3 separate regions of the Homo sapiens genome follow, and all the other regions are linked to region 1. Evidence: read pairs that join two places in POLR2A ChIA-PET (ENCODE). Cell type or tissue: OCI-LY7. All regions are shown on one strand.

The links. ChIA-PET counts read pairs that join two places held together with the same protein. Peaks named below come from ENCODE experiments on the same cell type or tissue, not always from the same donor. Only the 100,000 strongest peaks of a DNase experiment are listed, where the experiment ranks them.
Region 2: POLR2A ChIA-PET joins it to region 1 with 5 read pairs; 14 of 35 experiments call an interaction of 5 or more read pairs at or near these places.
Region 3: POLR2A ChIA-PET joins it to region 1 with 6 read pairs; 10 of 35 experiments call an interaction of 5 or more read pairs at or near these places.

The regions. Positions count from the first base shown.
Region 1 is chr11:9,477,810-9,482,809 of GRCh38, forward strand. It overlaps ZNF143 (zinc finger protein 143), which reads left to right. Exons shown (of 16, transcript NM_003442.6): 6 at 581-777; 7 at 1,663-1,737. Among named protein-coding and RNA genes, the nearest start is that of ZNF143, 19 kb to the left of the region's middle. In OCI-LY7, no CTCF peak of the experiment used is centred here; a DNase peak (open chromatin) is centred at 2,322; H3K27ac peaks cover 1,856 bases.
Region 2 is chr11:9,404,946-9,409,945 of GRCh38, forward strand. IPO7 (importin 7) reads left to right here. Exons shown (of 25, transcript NM_006391.3): 3 at 3,541-3,694; 4 at 4,983-5,000. Among named protein-coding and RNA genes, the nearest start is that of SNORA23, 21 kb to the right of the region's middle. In OCI-LY7, no CTCF peak of the experiment used is centred here; no DNase peak of the experiment used is centred here.
Region 3 is chr11:9,240,813-9,245,812 of GRCh38, forward strand. The region is part of intron 1 of DENND5A (DENN domain containing 5A); the gene reads right to left. Among named protein-coding and RNA genes, the nearest start is that of DENND5A, 22 kb to the right of the region's middle. In OCI-LY7, no CTCF peak of the experiment used is centred here; no DNase peak of the experiment used is centred here.

The DNA of each region.
Region 1 (5,000 bases):
TTCTTTGTTTGTTTTTGTTTTTGGTTTGTTTTTTGAGAGGGACTCTGGCTCTGTCGCCCAGGCTGGAGTGCAGTGGCACGATCTTGGCTCACTGCAACCTCTGCCTCCCAGGTTCAAGTGAGTCTCCTGCCTCAGCCTCCCCAGTAGCTGGGAATACAGGCGCGTGCCACCGTGCCCTGCTAAGTTTTTTGTATTTTTAGTAGAGAGGGTGTTTCACCGTGTTAGCCAGGATGGTCTCAATCTCCTGACCTCGTGATCCGCCCGCCTCGGCCTCCCAGAGTCCTGGGATTATAGGCTTGAGCCACTGCACCCGGCCTGTTAATGTTTTTTAAATTTTCTGATTGCTAAGGAAAGTGATGTTACTTCTCCAAACCTGAGTTCCCATTTATACAATGAAGGCAGTAAATGTACCTGCCTTGCAGAATTATTGTGAGGATTAAATGAAATAACACATATCAAGTGCGTGGTCCAGTACTCAGAGTAACTACTCAATAAAAGCTCATTTCTCTCTTCCTTTAAATATGTAAATATTTGTCAGATTTTACCTTTAATTTAATGGCATTCTCTTCCACTCTCTCAGATAGTTATGACCAGAGTGCATTACAGGCGGTTCAGCTGGAAGATGGTACCACAGCTTATATCCACCATGCAGTGCAAGTCCCGCAGTCTGACACCATCTTGGCAATTCAGGCTGATGGGACAGTGGCAGGTCTGCACACTGGGGATGCTACAATTGACCCTGACACCATCAGTGCTTTGGAACAGTATGCAGCAAAGGTATAGCATTTCACAATGTCAAGAATGTTGCAGATATAGCTTCTTTATTTTTCATGAAAAGAAAAGAAAACAAAAAAGTACACCTCATCAAAAAAAACCTGGCCAATTTTGGCTGGGCATGGCGTGATGGCTCACGCCTATAACTTCCCAGCACTTTGGGAGGCCAAAGTGGGAGGATTGTTTGAGCATAGATCCCTGTCTCAAATTCAGAAATTAAAAAAAAAGACACTAGCAACTCAAAGTCAAAATCAGTTAGTATCAAAGAGATCAGCATTTATCTTAAGTGAAGTGTGGAAAGATTGGAAAAAAAAAGGGAATGGAGTAAAGACTTATAGAAGAGAAATGAGTGGCAGGTAATTCACCGAAAGATATACGAGGATGAAGGGCTATAAAAGAAATAATAAAGTGTAAATGGAACTGCTTATGAATTAAGAAGTAGGAACTATAGATTAGGAAAAGTAAAGTCTCAAGTTTTATATCAAAAGAGCTGATTTTTTTTTTCCCCTGCATTGAACATGTATCTCTCATATAACTTAAAAGGTTTTATTTCACTTTTGTTAGGGACATTTTCTTTTTTTTTTTCTTTACAAACAAAATAAATAGAGACAGGGTCTTGCTCTTTTGTCCAGGCTGGTCTTGAACTCCTGGGCTCAGATGATCCTCCTGCCTCAGCCTCCCAAAGTGCTAGGATTACTGGCATGAGCCACCATGCCCAGCCTATTATGGAAATTTTCAAATATACACAAAAATAAATGATAATGAAGCCCCATGTACTTTTTTTTCTTTTTCTTTTTTTTTGCAAGCTTCTCCCTGAACCATGTACTTAACCAGCCTAAACCATTATCAAAATGTAAAACATTTTAAAGCTTTATTTTATTCCTATAGGTGTCCATTGATGGAAGTGAAAGTGTAGCAGGTACTGGAATGATTGGAGAAAATGAGCAAGAGAAAAAAATGCAGGTATGTAAAGCTACTTTTTAATATAAAAATCTAGCTTAGCATTTCTGTGCCCTTCTGTGGATGAAAGCAAGAATAGGTAACTCACTACCTCTCTAGGAAAATCTCACCAGTTCAGAAAAACAATGTATGTATTGGGCAGCAGCTTTCTCAAACTGCCTGAGGTCCCAGTGTTCATTGGTGGATGCAAAATGATGCTAAAGAAATGGAAGTATCACAGAAATCCAGGTGAAGCTTGTGTGCTGGATTCCAAGGCAGTTTTCTGGACAAGGCAGTTGTGGAGACCAGGTGACTTCCTGACTGCCCCCACCCATGGCATGGCAATTTGTGGATACTTTTTCTGGGACTTCATCATGACTCTTTCTAAATAATCCTCACTGCTTTGCTTTTTGTATTTTTAAATTTCTTCTTCTTCCAGCTGATTCCCTCCATATTTTCCTTTTCAACTTCTGAAGGGAGAGTCCAGCCTAGTTAATCTTGGACAAAGCTGTTTATACTTTTTCTACCAGACTGCTTCCTGGTCTGCAGGTGGCCTGTGGGCTGGCTTCCCGTGGTTCAAATGTTCACCCTGGGTCCAGTCATTGGCTGCCCCTTACCTAAGTAACAGCCCAGAGCACCAGTGCTTCTAAAAGTTTTGTAGTAAGTACAAAGTAGTCCCAGGTGCATTCTTGCATATCTCCTACAATCAAAAATTCAAAACTTATGTTATTCAAGAATTGTTTTTGTGTTGGGATGTTCGTGTGGAGGGTATGCTTGGAGCTTGTATAATCATTGTAGTACATTCCTGCTTTAATGCTGCTCTTTATTTTCTCAGCAATTTTCTCTAATATTTTGTTGACTGTTCCTTTATAGTAGTTTTTTTTTCATTCTTCAGAGTTTTATTATATTTAACTCCTAAAGTTACTACTCAGGGTCACATTTATAACCTTGAGCATTAACATGACCACTTAGTGACATTGAGTGATACTGTTAGGGGTTATCAAGAAGATTTTACATTTATATTAATAGTAAGTGATAAAATAACAGGAATCACTGAAATCACTTGTAGAAATATGGTTCTGGCCGGGCGTGGTGGCTCATGCCTGTAATCCCAGCACTTTGGGAGGCTGAGGCGGATGGATGACTTGAGGTCAGGAGTTTGAGACCAACTTGGCCAACATGGTGAAACCCTGCCTCTACTAAAAATACAAAAAATTAGCCAGGTGTGGTGGCTAGTGCCTATAATCCTAGCTACTCAGGAGGCTGAGGCAGGAGAATCGCTTGAACCCAGGAGGCAGAGGTTGCAGTGAGCCAAGATCGCGCTGTTGCACTCCAGCCTGGGCAACAAGAACGAAACTGTCTCAAAAAAAAAAAAAAGAAAAAAGAAAAAGAAATATTATGCTTCTACGCGTTGCTGAATAGCCAATATTTCTGTTTACCAGCTGAAGTGATGCTACAAAGTGGCAATAGAATAAACACAGTTTTCAGTTCACTAAGCCCATCAGCTTTGATGCTGTGTGATTCGTAGCAAAATTTTCAGGTCTCAATTCATATTCATATTTTGTGAATGAAATGAGACTTTAAGGCAGGTGTGGTGGCTCACACCTGTAATCACAATACTTTGAGAGGCTGAGGTGGGAAGATTGCTTGAACCCAGAAGTTTGAGACCAGCCCGGGCAACAAAGTGAGACTCCATCTCTACAAAAAATTACAAAATTAGCAAGGCATGGTGGCACACATTTGTAGTCACAGCTGTTTGGGAGGCGAGGGCAGGAGGATCCCTTGAGCCCGTGGTTTGAAGTTATAGTGAGCTGATTGTGCCACTGCACTCCAGCCTAAGCAACAGAGCAAGACCCTGTTCTCCCCCACCTCCCAAAAAATGAGACTTCAGTATTTTTTATACAGTTCTATGTCAAATCCACCTAAGTCAACCTCTACTAAGATGCAAACACAGGGTAAATATGTGCGGGAGTTATAGGTCAGTGGCTTGGAGTGTTGGAGTGGCCCAATAAGTTCTCTGTCTTATTGGTAACTGACAAGTACATTTTAAAATAATAGAATATTTTAAAGAAAAGCAGTTGTAGGCTGGGTCCAGTGACTCACGCCTGTAATCCTAGCACTTTGGGAGGCCGAGGCAGGTGGATCACCTGAGGTCAGGAGTCTGAGACCAACCTGGCCAACATGGCAAAACCCCATCTCTACTAAAAATACAAGAATTAGTTGGGTGTGGTGGTGTGCGCCTATAATCCCAGCTACTTGGGAAGCTGAGGCAGGAGAATCGCTTGAACCTGGGAGGTGGGGGTTGCAATGAGCCAAGATTGTGCCACTGCACCCCAGCCTGGGCAACAGAGTGAGACTGTCTCAAAAAAAAAAAAAAAAATTTCAGAACTCAAAACGTAACTAGGAATTCAGAACTGCTGAGGCAAAATGTCATTAAAAAAACCCATTACTCTTTTTTTTTTTTTTGAGGTGGAGTCTCACTCTGTCGCCCAGGCTGGAGTGCAGTGGCTCGATCTTGGCTCACTGCAAGCTCTGCCTCCCGGGTTCACGCCATTCTCCTGCCTCAGCCTCCCGAGTAGCTGGGACTACAGGCGCCCGCCACCACGCCCGGCTAATTTTTTGTATTTTTAGTAGAGGCAGGGTTTCACCATGTTAGCCAGGATGGTCTCGATCTCCTGACCTCATGATCTGCCTGCCTTGGCTTCCCAAAGTGCTGGGATTACAGGCGTGAGCTACTGTACCCGGCCCCAACTCTTTTTTTTTTTTAAGACGGTGTCTCGCTCTGTCGCCCAGGCTGGAGTGCAGTGGCTCGATCTCGGCTCACTGTAAGCTCCGTCTCCCGGGTTCACGCCATTCTCCTGCCTCAGCGTCTGGAGTAGCTGGGACTACAGGTGCCCGCCACCATGCCTGGCTAATTTTTTGTATTTTTAGTACAGATGGGGTTTCACTGTGTTAGCCAGGATGGTCTCGATCTCCTGACCTCATGATCCGCCCACCTCGGCCTCCCATAGTGCTGGGATTATAGGCGTGAGCCAGCGCACCCGGCCAAAAAATCCCATTACTCTTTATCTGTAGACATATTACCATTTGGTATTGGTACCAGTAGACAAATAGAAGACTACTGAATGGGATTCTTTTTTTTTTTTTTTTACTGTAGCTTTTTTCTCCTTTGCCTTTTGTACCTCTTCCTTACAGACTAGATCTGCAATGTCCAATACGGTTGCCACTAGCCATATGTGGCTGTTAAGCACTTGAAATATGACTAGTCCAAATTGAGATGTGCTGTA
Region 2 (5,000 bases), 73 kb before region 1:
ATTTAGTCTGAAGTCTGTTTTGTTAACAGTATATTTTCATTTTCAGTGACTAAAATGTTGCCTAGTACAGTGTAGGTACTCAGGAAATAAATGAATTTAAATTATCACTTTAAATTAATTAATTAAATAACCTGGACTCTGCTAGGCAGATAGGAATTATTATTATTATTATTATTTTTAGACAAACTGGCTGTATTGCCCAGGCTAGAATTCAGTAGCTCCATCTTTTTTTTGTTTTTGTTTTTTTGAGACGGAGTCTTGCTCTGTCGCCCAGACTGGAGTGCAGTGGCGCGATCTCGGCTCACTGCAAGCTCCGCCTCCCAGGTTCACGCCATTCTCCTGCCTCAGCCTCCCGAGTAGCTGGGACTATAGGCGCCCGCCACCACGCCCGGCTAATTCTTTGTATTTTTAGTAGAGATGGGGTTTCACCGTGTTAGCCAGGATGGTCTCCATCTCCTGACCTCGTGATCTGCCCTGCCTCTGCCTCCCAAAGTGCTGGGATTACAGGCGTGAGCCACCGCCCCCGGCCCTCAGTAGCCTCATCTTGACTCACTGTAAACTCTGCCTCCCAGGCTCAAGCCATCCTCCCACCTCAGCCTCCTGAGTAGCTGGGACTGTAGGCACGTACCATCATGCCCTGATAATTGTTGTATTTTTTGTAGAGATGGCGTCCTGCCATATTGTCCAGGCTGGTCTCAAGCTTGTGAGCTCAAGTGATCTGCCTTCCTGGGCCTTCCAAAGTGCTAGGATTATGGGCGTGAGCCACCATGCCTGGCCATGACTTCTTTAAAAGCAAACAATTTTATGTAAATGACTGAACTCCCTGGTCAGCAGTAAATCTTTTTGTAAATATTTCTAATTTAATAGAAAAGGGTAATTTTTATTGTCTCCTTTCCCTCCCTTCCCTTCCTTTCTTCCTTCCCTTCCTCCTTTCCCTCCTTCTCTTCCTTCCTTTCCTGTCTTCCACAGGGTCTTGATCCTTGCCCAGGCCGGGGTGCAGTGACTCAGTTATAGCTCATTGAATCTTCAAACTTCTGGGCTCAAATAATCTTTCTACTTTAGCCTGCCAAACATCTGGGGCTGCAGGCATGTGTCACTACACCCATCTAATTATTTTATTTTGTAGAGATGGAATCTCACTATGTTGCTGAGGCTGGTCTTTTTTTTTTTTTTTTTTTTTTTTTTTTAGTAGAGACGGGGTCTCACTGTGTTTCCCCGGCTGGTTTCGGCTTCCAAAGTATTGAGCTTTACAGGCGTTAGCCACTATGGCTGGTCTTGAATTGCTGACCTCAAGTGATCCTCTCGCCTCAGCCTTCCAAAGTGCTGGGATCAAAGACGTGAGCCACTGTGCCTGGTCTTGTTTCTTTTTTATATATATTCAAGTCTCATTTATCTTTTACTAGTGAAGCTCACATTTTCCCGTTTTTAGATAAGAGTCTGCCTTTAAATCCAAATTTTTACTAAGAAGTTAAGTGTTTGACCTTTAGGAGTGATATTAATAAATTCTAGAGACTTGGTTATGTGTATTAGAAAAACAAATTACACTGGGAAATTGTTTTAGTGTGTACACAATTGGAAGGAGTTAAACTATGGAATTGGTCAAAAAATTTAAAATATCATTAATTTAAAAGTTATATACTTGGGGCTGGCCACGGTGGCTCACACCTGTAATCCCAGCACTTTGGAAGGCCGTAGATGGGGGATCATTTGAAGTCAGGAGTTCAAGACCAGCCTGGTCAACATGGTGAAACCCTGTCTCTACTAAAAATACAAAAAAATTAGCCGGGTGGTAGTGGCATGCACCTGTAATCCCAGCTACTCAGGAGGCTGAGGCAGGAGAATCGCTTGAGCCTGGGAGATGGAGGTTGTGGTGAGCTGAGATTGTGCCATTGTACTCCAGTCTGGGAAACAGAGTGAGACCCTTTCTCAAAAAAGAAAAAAAAATTATGTTCTTGGAATAATTGAATGAGATTTCTGTAGTGCATGGCATATGGTGGTTTCATCTGCTGGATTTCGAATGATTAGTTCATTCTGTCTTTGCTCAAGCATTCTGGCTAGAGTAGACTGAATCATGAGATCCTTACAGTGCAATTCCAAATTCTGTATTGTTGGGGCAAAAAATGTTTAAAATTCCGAATCACATAAGCATATATTCCATTCTTTACTTAGAATGGAAGTATTCAGAGGTTGCATCCAGAGACATTGGGACTGTTGTGTGGTCTTAGTATTGGTCTCTATTCTGTTTTGGAGAAAAAGAACCAAAATTCTGTAGTAGTAATAACCTGGACTTTGTTGGTCCTATTTGATTCTTTATTGTAGGTGTAGTTTATTTTAAAACCTTGGCTCACGCCTATAATCCCAGAACTTTGGGAGGCCGAAGTGGGTGGATCACGAGGTCAGGAGAGCGACACCATCCTGGCCAACATGGTGAAACCTTGTCTCTACTAAAAATACAAAAATTACCTGGGCATGGTGGTGCATGCCTGTAAACCCAGCTACTCGGGAGGCTGAGGCAAGGAGAATCGCTTGAACTAGGGAGTCAGAGGTTGCAGTGAGCCGAGATCGCACCACTGCACTCCAGCCTGGTGACAGAGCAAGACTCCATCTCATAAAAATACCTTGTTGAGGGGTATTTTAATATATAATCTTAATCTATTTGAATTACTATAATATGGAATATTTAATTCCTAAATTAAAGCAAACTAGAATATAAAAATCCTATTTCTGTCGGTTATCCTTGTTCAAATAAGTACAGGACTTGAGATAAGAATTGCTAATTAGAGAAGATCGAGTGTTTTGCAGAATTTAAGAATTAATTTTGGACAGTTTCCCTTTACAGTACATCTTACAGATTTGTGACTCTGTTCTCCCCCACTCTCTGAAAGTGCTGGGTAAAAAGCTTTGCTAGCAGCCTGGATTTTACCACTTCATCAGTTTGTTAACTTTTGTCAAATAGCAATGTGCAAAGGTAGCAGTATGATAACTGACAGAAAAATAGCAATCTGTAATTTCTGAACACAGTAAATTCTCCCATAACATAATTTGAATTTGAAGTGGTATGGGATTGAAATACTTAAATTTATAGATTAAGAACCTTTATATGCTATTATTTTTCTGTGATAAGAACTGGTTTTTTTATTACCTTTGTGTGATTAGTTGTAGAAGCTATGTTGGGATATGTATGATGGTTTTGTCTTTAGAGGCTTCATTTAGAAAACTGATTTGATTTAATTTAACTCTCCTGTAGAAAACAGGGTTAAAAGTGTTGTGACGTTAAAAAAAAACAGTTTTCTCTGGGGTTGTTTATTTGCAGAGTTTTCTTATGCTGTGTGATTCGTAATAACTTTGTGCTTGATTGCTGTAACAGTGTTCAATTTGTGCATTATCAACTTTAAAAATAATTGAATGTAGTATTTTGTTAATGAAAGCATAGCTTTACAAACGGTAGTGTGAAAGAAATACTTGAGGTATGGACACTTGTGGGATTTTCACAGTACTTTCACAGTAAACATTCTTTTGTCAAACTGATCTGTATTTTAGGTGTTATCTATCTGAAAAATATGATAACACAGTATTGGCCTGATCGAGAAACAGCACCAGGGGATATATCCCCTTATACTATTCCAGAAGAAGATCGCCATTGTATTCGAGAAAATATTGTAGAAGCCATTATCCATTCTCCTGAGCTCATCAGGTATGTATTTTTAAAATTTACCCATTTCTGCAGGTGTGTAACTTTCAGGGTTTTTTGTTTTTTGGTTTTTTTTTTTTTTTTTTTTTTTTTTGAGATGGACTTTCCCTCTGTGGCCAGGCTGGAGTGCAGTGGCACGATCCTTGCTCACTGCAGCCTCCGCCTCCCAGGTTCAAGCAATTCTCCTGCCTCTCAGCTCCACGAGTAGCTGGGATTACAGGCACATGGCACCACGCCCAGCTAATTTTTGTATTTTTAGTAGAGACAGGGTTTCACCATGTTGGCGAGGATGGTCTCGATTTCCTGACCTCGTGATCCAACTGCCTCGGCTTCCCAAAGTGCTGGGATTACAGGCGTGAACCACTGCACCCGGCTTTTCTGGGGGGCTTTTGGGGGCTTTTCAGAACATATAGGCCTGTTTTTTTTGTAGCAGAAAACTTACCCAACAGATGCTGTTGTAGGAGAATGCCTTAGTCATTTTTTTTTTTTTAAGATTGAGTCTTGTTCTGTCACCCAGGCTGGAGTGAGGTGGCGCAATCTCGGCTCGCTACAGCCTCTGACTCCTGGGATCAAGCAATCCTCCTGCCTCAGTCTCCCGAGTAGCTGGGATTACAGGCGTGCACCAGCATCCCTGGCTAATTTTTGTATTTTTAGTAGAGACGAGGTTTTACCATGTTGGCCACGCTGGTCTGGAACACCTGACCTCAAGTGATCCACCTGCCTAGGCCTCACAAAGTACTGTGATTACAGGTGTGAGCCACCATGCCTGGCCTGTAATTTGTTTTCTTACTACAGTTTGATTTCACATTGACGAAACCAAAAACTTCATATAAAACTTGTGGGCCGGGCACAGTGGCCTCAGCCCCCGGAGTAGCTGGGATTACAGGTGTGCACGACCAGGCCCAGCTAATTTTTGTGTTTTTAGTAGAGATGGGGTTTCACCATGTTGGCCAGGATGGTCTTGATCCCTTGACCTTGTGATCTTCCCGCCTGGGCCTCCCAAAGTGTTGGGATTACAGGTGTGAGCCACCGCACCCAGCCTAATTGATGTTCTCAAATGAAACTTGTTTATTGATGATAGGAATGAAAAATAAAACACCTGTATTTGTAACATTTGCTGGTTTTCGTTTGCTCAGTGACTTATTCTGAATCATATATATTCTGTGTACATCTAAAATCACTGGGTTATTTTGAAATTAGATTTTGTCTAAACAGCTATTTTCCTTTCTATGGGTTAGCAAAATCTTACCTAGTTAGGATTTTTTCCTTACTGTTTTTTTTTGGCTTCCAGGGTACAGCTTACTACATG
Region 3 (5,000 bases), 240 kb before region 1:
AGGTGTTGATTTTATTCCTGACAGGCAACTACCCATGACAGGATCACAAAACCTCAAGTAGAAACAAAAAATGTGGCTGATAGATGTGGTATGAGGTATGTTAACAACCAGCTAATAATTCAACTTCTAAACTTAAGCAGTCCAAAATTTGGAAGTTCTTTCATGTGAATAGTTGTCTTGACAGAGACTCATCTTCCCTAGTAACTCTGTCTGTGTATGTGCATGTCTGTGTGTGATGTTTGTGTATTCTTCCCCTCATGTAATCCTCACAAGCTGATCCAAGTCCCCATAACTAGAAAGTGAGGAAGCCATAATTTGAAACCAGAACTGAAAGACTCTAAAGCCAAAGCTCTACAGTTATTCGGGTACTGAACTTAAAGCTACATCAGTCCTAAGAATTTGCAGTCATGTAGGTGCGTAACATTAAAACTCTTACAGTAGCCAAAACTGTGGTTCTCAAACCTTAGTATGCATCAGGACAGTGGCTTGTTAACATACAGGTTTCTAGGCCCCATCCCCAGAGTTTATGATTCAGCGGGTAAAGGGTGGGGTTAAAATGTACATTTCTAAGAAGTTCTCAGGTGATGCTGATACTACTGGTCCAGAGACCAGACAACGAGAACCACTGGCCTATAAAGCCCTACATCTTTCCCCCACACTCCCTCTCCCTTCCTCTCTAATCTCATCTTCCCACCACTTGTCCCCTCACTTACTACCTCCAACCTCAGTAACATTGTAAACAATTCTAATACATCAAGTATACTCCTAGCTTATGGCCCTCGCACAGGCTCTTCTCTCTGCCTGAAATACGTTTCTCCACATATACATATGGCTCACTCCTTTGACTCCTTAGAATTCTCCTGAAATTGTCATCCTCTCAGTGAGGTATACCCTGACCATCCTATTAAAAGTACAACATCAGCTGGGCGCGGTGGCTCACGCCTGTAATCCCAGCACTTTGGGAGGCCAAGGCGGGCGGATCACCTGAGGTCGGAAGTTCAATACCAGCCTGATAAATGTGGAGAAACCCCATCTCTACTAAAATTACAAAATTAGCCGGGCATGGTGGCGCATGCCTGTAATCCTAGCTATTCGGGAGGCTGAGGCAGGAGAATCGCTTGAATCTGGGAGGTGGAGGTTGTGGTGAGCAGAGATTGCACCATTGCGCTCCAGCCTGGGCAACATGAGCGAAACTCCGTCTCAAAAAAAAAAAAAAAAAAAAAAGTACAACATCTGTCTCCACCCTGCCCTAACATTCCTGATCCCATTAACCCTGTTTACTGTTTCCACAGCACTTTTCACTTCCTAACATACTATGTAAATTACTGGTTCATTATGTTTATTTTTCAATGTCTCCCTCCACTAAAACCAAAGCTTCACAAAGGCAGTTTCACTCATTGATGTGTCTTAAGAACCTAAAATAGTGACTAGTAAATAACGGGAACTCAGTAAATAAGAGCTGAAGGAGGGAATAAAAAACAGAGAAAACTAACTTTGAGATCTTCTAGACAATCACTGATTGCAAGACACTCACTCTCAATTATAAACATACCTTCGTTATATCATTTATCACAGTGCATTGTCATTATTGGCTTACACGCCTAACCCCTCAGAAGACTATGAGCCCCTTAAGGACAGTGACTGTCTCACTTACACATCTTTGCAAACAAGTGCCCCATCACTAAGTTGGTCTTTCAATAACACAAAAGTAGAAGACTTTAGAGACAGGGAGAACAGGCTTCCAATTCTTGCTTTATAGTCTCGGGCATGTTATTCAAACTCTCTGCACTTTAGTTTCCTAATCTCCAACATGGGGATAATACCATCTAATACCTGGCATTGAAATGTATTCAATAAAAAAACAACCATTAACTTAAATATCATCTATGAATAACAGGGATGGAATGTTACCAGCCTCATGTTTTTGGCCCCCTATGACCCACAGTGTACTAGTGAGCAGGATGGTCAGCTGAGGCTAGCATAAAAGGGGGTCGAGGCCAGGCGTGGTGGCTCACACCTGTAATCCCAGCACTTTCGGAGGCCGAGGCGGGTGGATAACGAGGTCAGGAGTTCGAGACCAGCCTGGCCAACATAGTGAAACTCTGTCTCTACTAAAAATACAAAAATTAGCCAGGCGTGGTGGCACTCACCTGTAATCCCAGCTACTCGGGAGGTTGAGGCAGGAAGATCACTTGAGCCCAGGAGGCAGAAGTTGCAGTGAGCTGAGATTGCACCACTGCACTCCAGCCTGGGCGACACAGCGAGACTCTGTCTCAAAAAAAAAAAAAAAAACAAAAAAAAAAACTGAGGCGAGTAAGGCTAATTGGAATAACTGCTCTTCTGGAGACTAACTCAATGACTTTGGCCTCATTAAATGCACCACACTCATAACTAACTGAGCTAAGTAGTTAACAGAGCTAGATGGGCAGACTGACAATCCTCCACAAAACACTAAACATTCTTCTAGTAGATAAAATTCAAAATGTACTACTTTTAATACGCAGGGGAAAGAATGTACTTCACACAGATGTTGTGAGAAAATGGGGTGGGGTATATTAGATTAAATATTTAACAAAGAAAGGGATTACACACTACGGTTGACCCTTGAACAACATGGGTTTCAACTGTGTGGGTACACTTATACATAGATTTTCTTCCACCTCTGCCACTCCAAGACAGTAAGACCAACTCCTCCTCTTCCTCTTCAGCCTACTCAGTGTGAAGATGATGAGCATAAAGACCTTTTAAATGATCCACTTCCACTTCCTGAAGGATAAATATATTTTATTTCCCAGCCAGGCACGGTGGCTCACACCTGCAATCCCAGCACGTTGGGAGGCCAAGGTAGGCGGATTACAAGGTCAGGAGTTTGACACCAGCCTGGCCAATATGGTGAAACCCTGTCTCTACTAAAAATACAAAAATTAGCCGGGCGTGGTGGTGGGTGCCTGTGGTCCCAGCTACTTGGGAGGCTGAGGCAGGAGAATCACTTGAACCTGGGAGGCAGAGGTTGCAGTGAGCCAAGATCACACCACTGCACTCCAGCCTGGGCGACAGAACGAGACTCCATCTCACACACACAAAAAATAATATTTTATTTCCCTTATGATTATGTTTTCTCTAGCTTACTTTATTGTGAGACTACAGTATATAATACATTTAACATACAAAATATGTGTTAATTAACTATTTGTGTTATTGGTAAGGTTTCCAGTCAGCAGTAGGCTGTTAGTAAAGTTTTCAGGGAGTCAAAAGTTACTTGTGGATTTTCTGCTACACAGAGAATTAGTGCCCCTAACCCCCAACTTGGTTCAAGAGTCAAGTGTATTTGGACATACAGAACCTCAGAGTTCAGCAAAACTGGATGTTGGTTTAGCAGATGATACTCCTAAATTTCTATTGTATTTCTGCTGTGGTTTAAATGTGTCCTTTCCAAAATTCAGGTGTTGCCAATGTGATAGTATGAAGAGGTGAGGCCTTTAACAGGTGATTAGGCCATGAGAGCTGCTCCCTTGTTAATGGGATTAAGGCCTTTTTTAATTTATTTATTTTATTTATTTTTATTTATTTTTTTGAGACGGAGTTTCGCTCTTGTTGCCCAAGCTGGAGTGCAATGGTGTGATCTCAGCTCACCGCAACCTCCGCCTCCCAGGTTCAAGTGATTCTCCTGCCTCAGTCTCCCAAGTAGCTGGGATTACAGGCATGTGCCACCACGCCCAGCTAATTTTGTATTTTTAGTAGAGACCGGGTTTCTCCCTGTCAGTCAGGCTGGTCTTGAACTCCTGACCTCGGGTGATCCGCCCGCTTCGGCCTCCCAAAGTGCTGGGATTACAGGCATTAGCCACCACGCTCAGCCTATTTTATTTATTTATTTATTTTTGGAGATAAGGTCTGGCTCTGTCACTCAGGCTAGAGTGCAGTGTCACTATCTCAGCTCACTGCAACCCCACTTCCTGGGCTCAAGCAATCCTCCCACCTCAGTCTCCTGAGGATCTGGGACTACAGGCACACGCAACCCAGAAAGCTAATGTTTGTATCTTTATTCATAGAGACAGGGTTTCGCCGTGTTGCCGGGGCTGGTCTCGAACTCCTGGGCTCAAGCGATCCACCCTCCTTGGCCTCCGAAAGTGCTGGGATTACAGGCGTGAGCCACCGTGCTTGGCTCCAAGGCCCTTTTAAAAGAGGCTTCAGGCCGGGTGCGGTGGCTCATGCCTGTAATCCCAGCACTTTGGGAGGCCAAGGCGGGTGAATCACGAGGTCAGGAGACCAATACCATCTTGGCCAACATGCTGAAACCCCGTTTCTACTAAAAATACAAAAAAATTAGCTGGGCATGGTGGCACGCGCCTATAGTCCCAGCTACTCAGGAGGCTGAGGCAGGAGAATCGCTTGAACCCAGGAGGTGGAGGCTGCAGTGAGTTGAGATAGTGCCACTGCACCTGAGCCTGGCGACAGAGCAAGACTGTCACCAAAAAAAAAAAAAAACACAAAAAAAACAAAAAATGCAGTGGCTCATACCTGTAATCCCAGCACTTTGGGAGGTCAAGGCAGGAGGATTACCTGAGGTCAGCAGTCCGAGACCAGCCTGGCCAACATGGTGAAACCCCATCTCTACTAAAAATACAAAAATTAGCTGGGCATGGTGGTGCATACCAGTAATCCCAGCTACTCGAGAGGCTGAGGCAGGAGAATTGCTTGAATCCGGAAGGCGGAGGTTGCAGTGAGCTGAGATCGCAACACTGCACTCCACCCTGGGCTACAGAGCAAGACTCCGTCTCGGGGGAAAAAAGTCCGAATAGGCAGCCTCTATTTTTAATTTAATTTTATTTATTTATTGTTGAGAGGGAGTCTCACTCTGTCCCCTAGGCTGGAGTGCAGTGGCACGATCTTGGCTCACTGCAACCTCCGCCTCCCAAATTCAAGTGATTCTCCTGCCTCAGCCTCCCAAGTAGCTGGGACTACAGGCGTGGACCACCACGCTCAGCTAATTTTTGTATTCT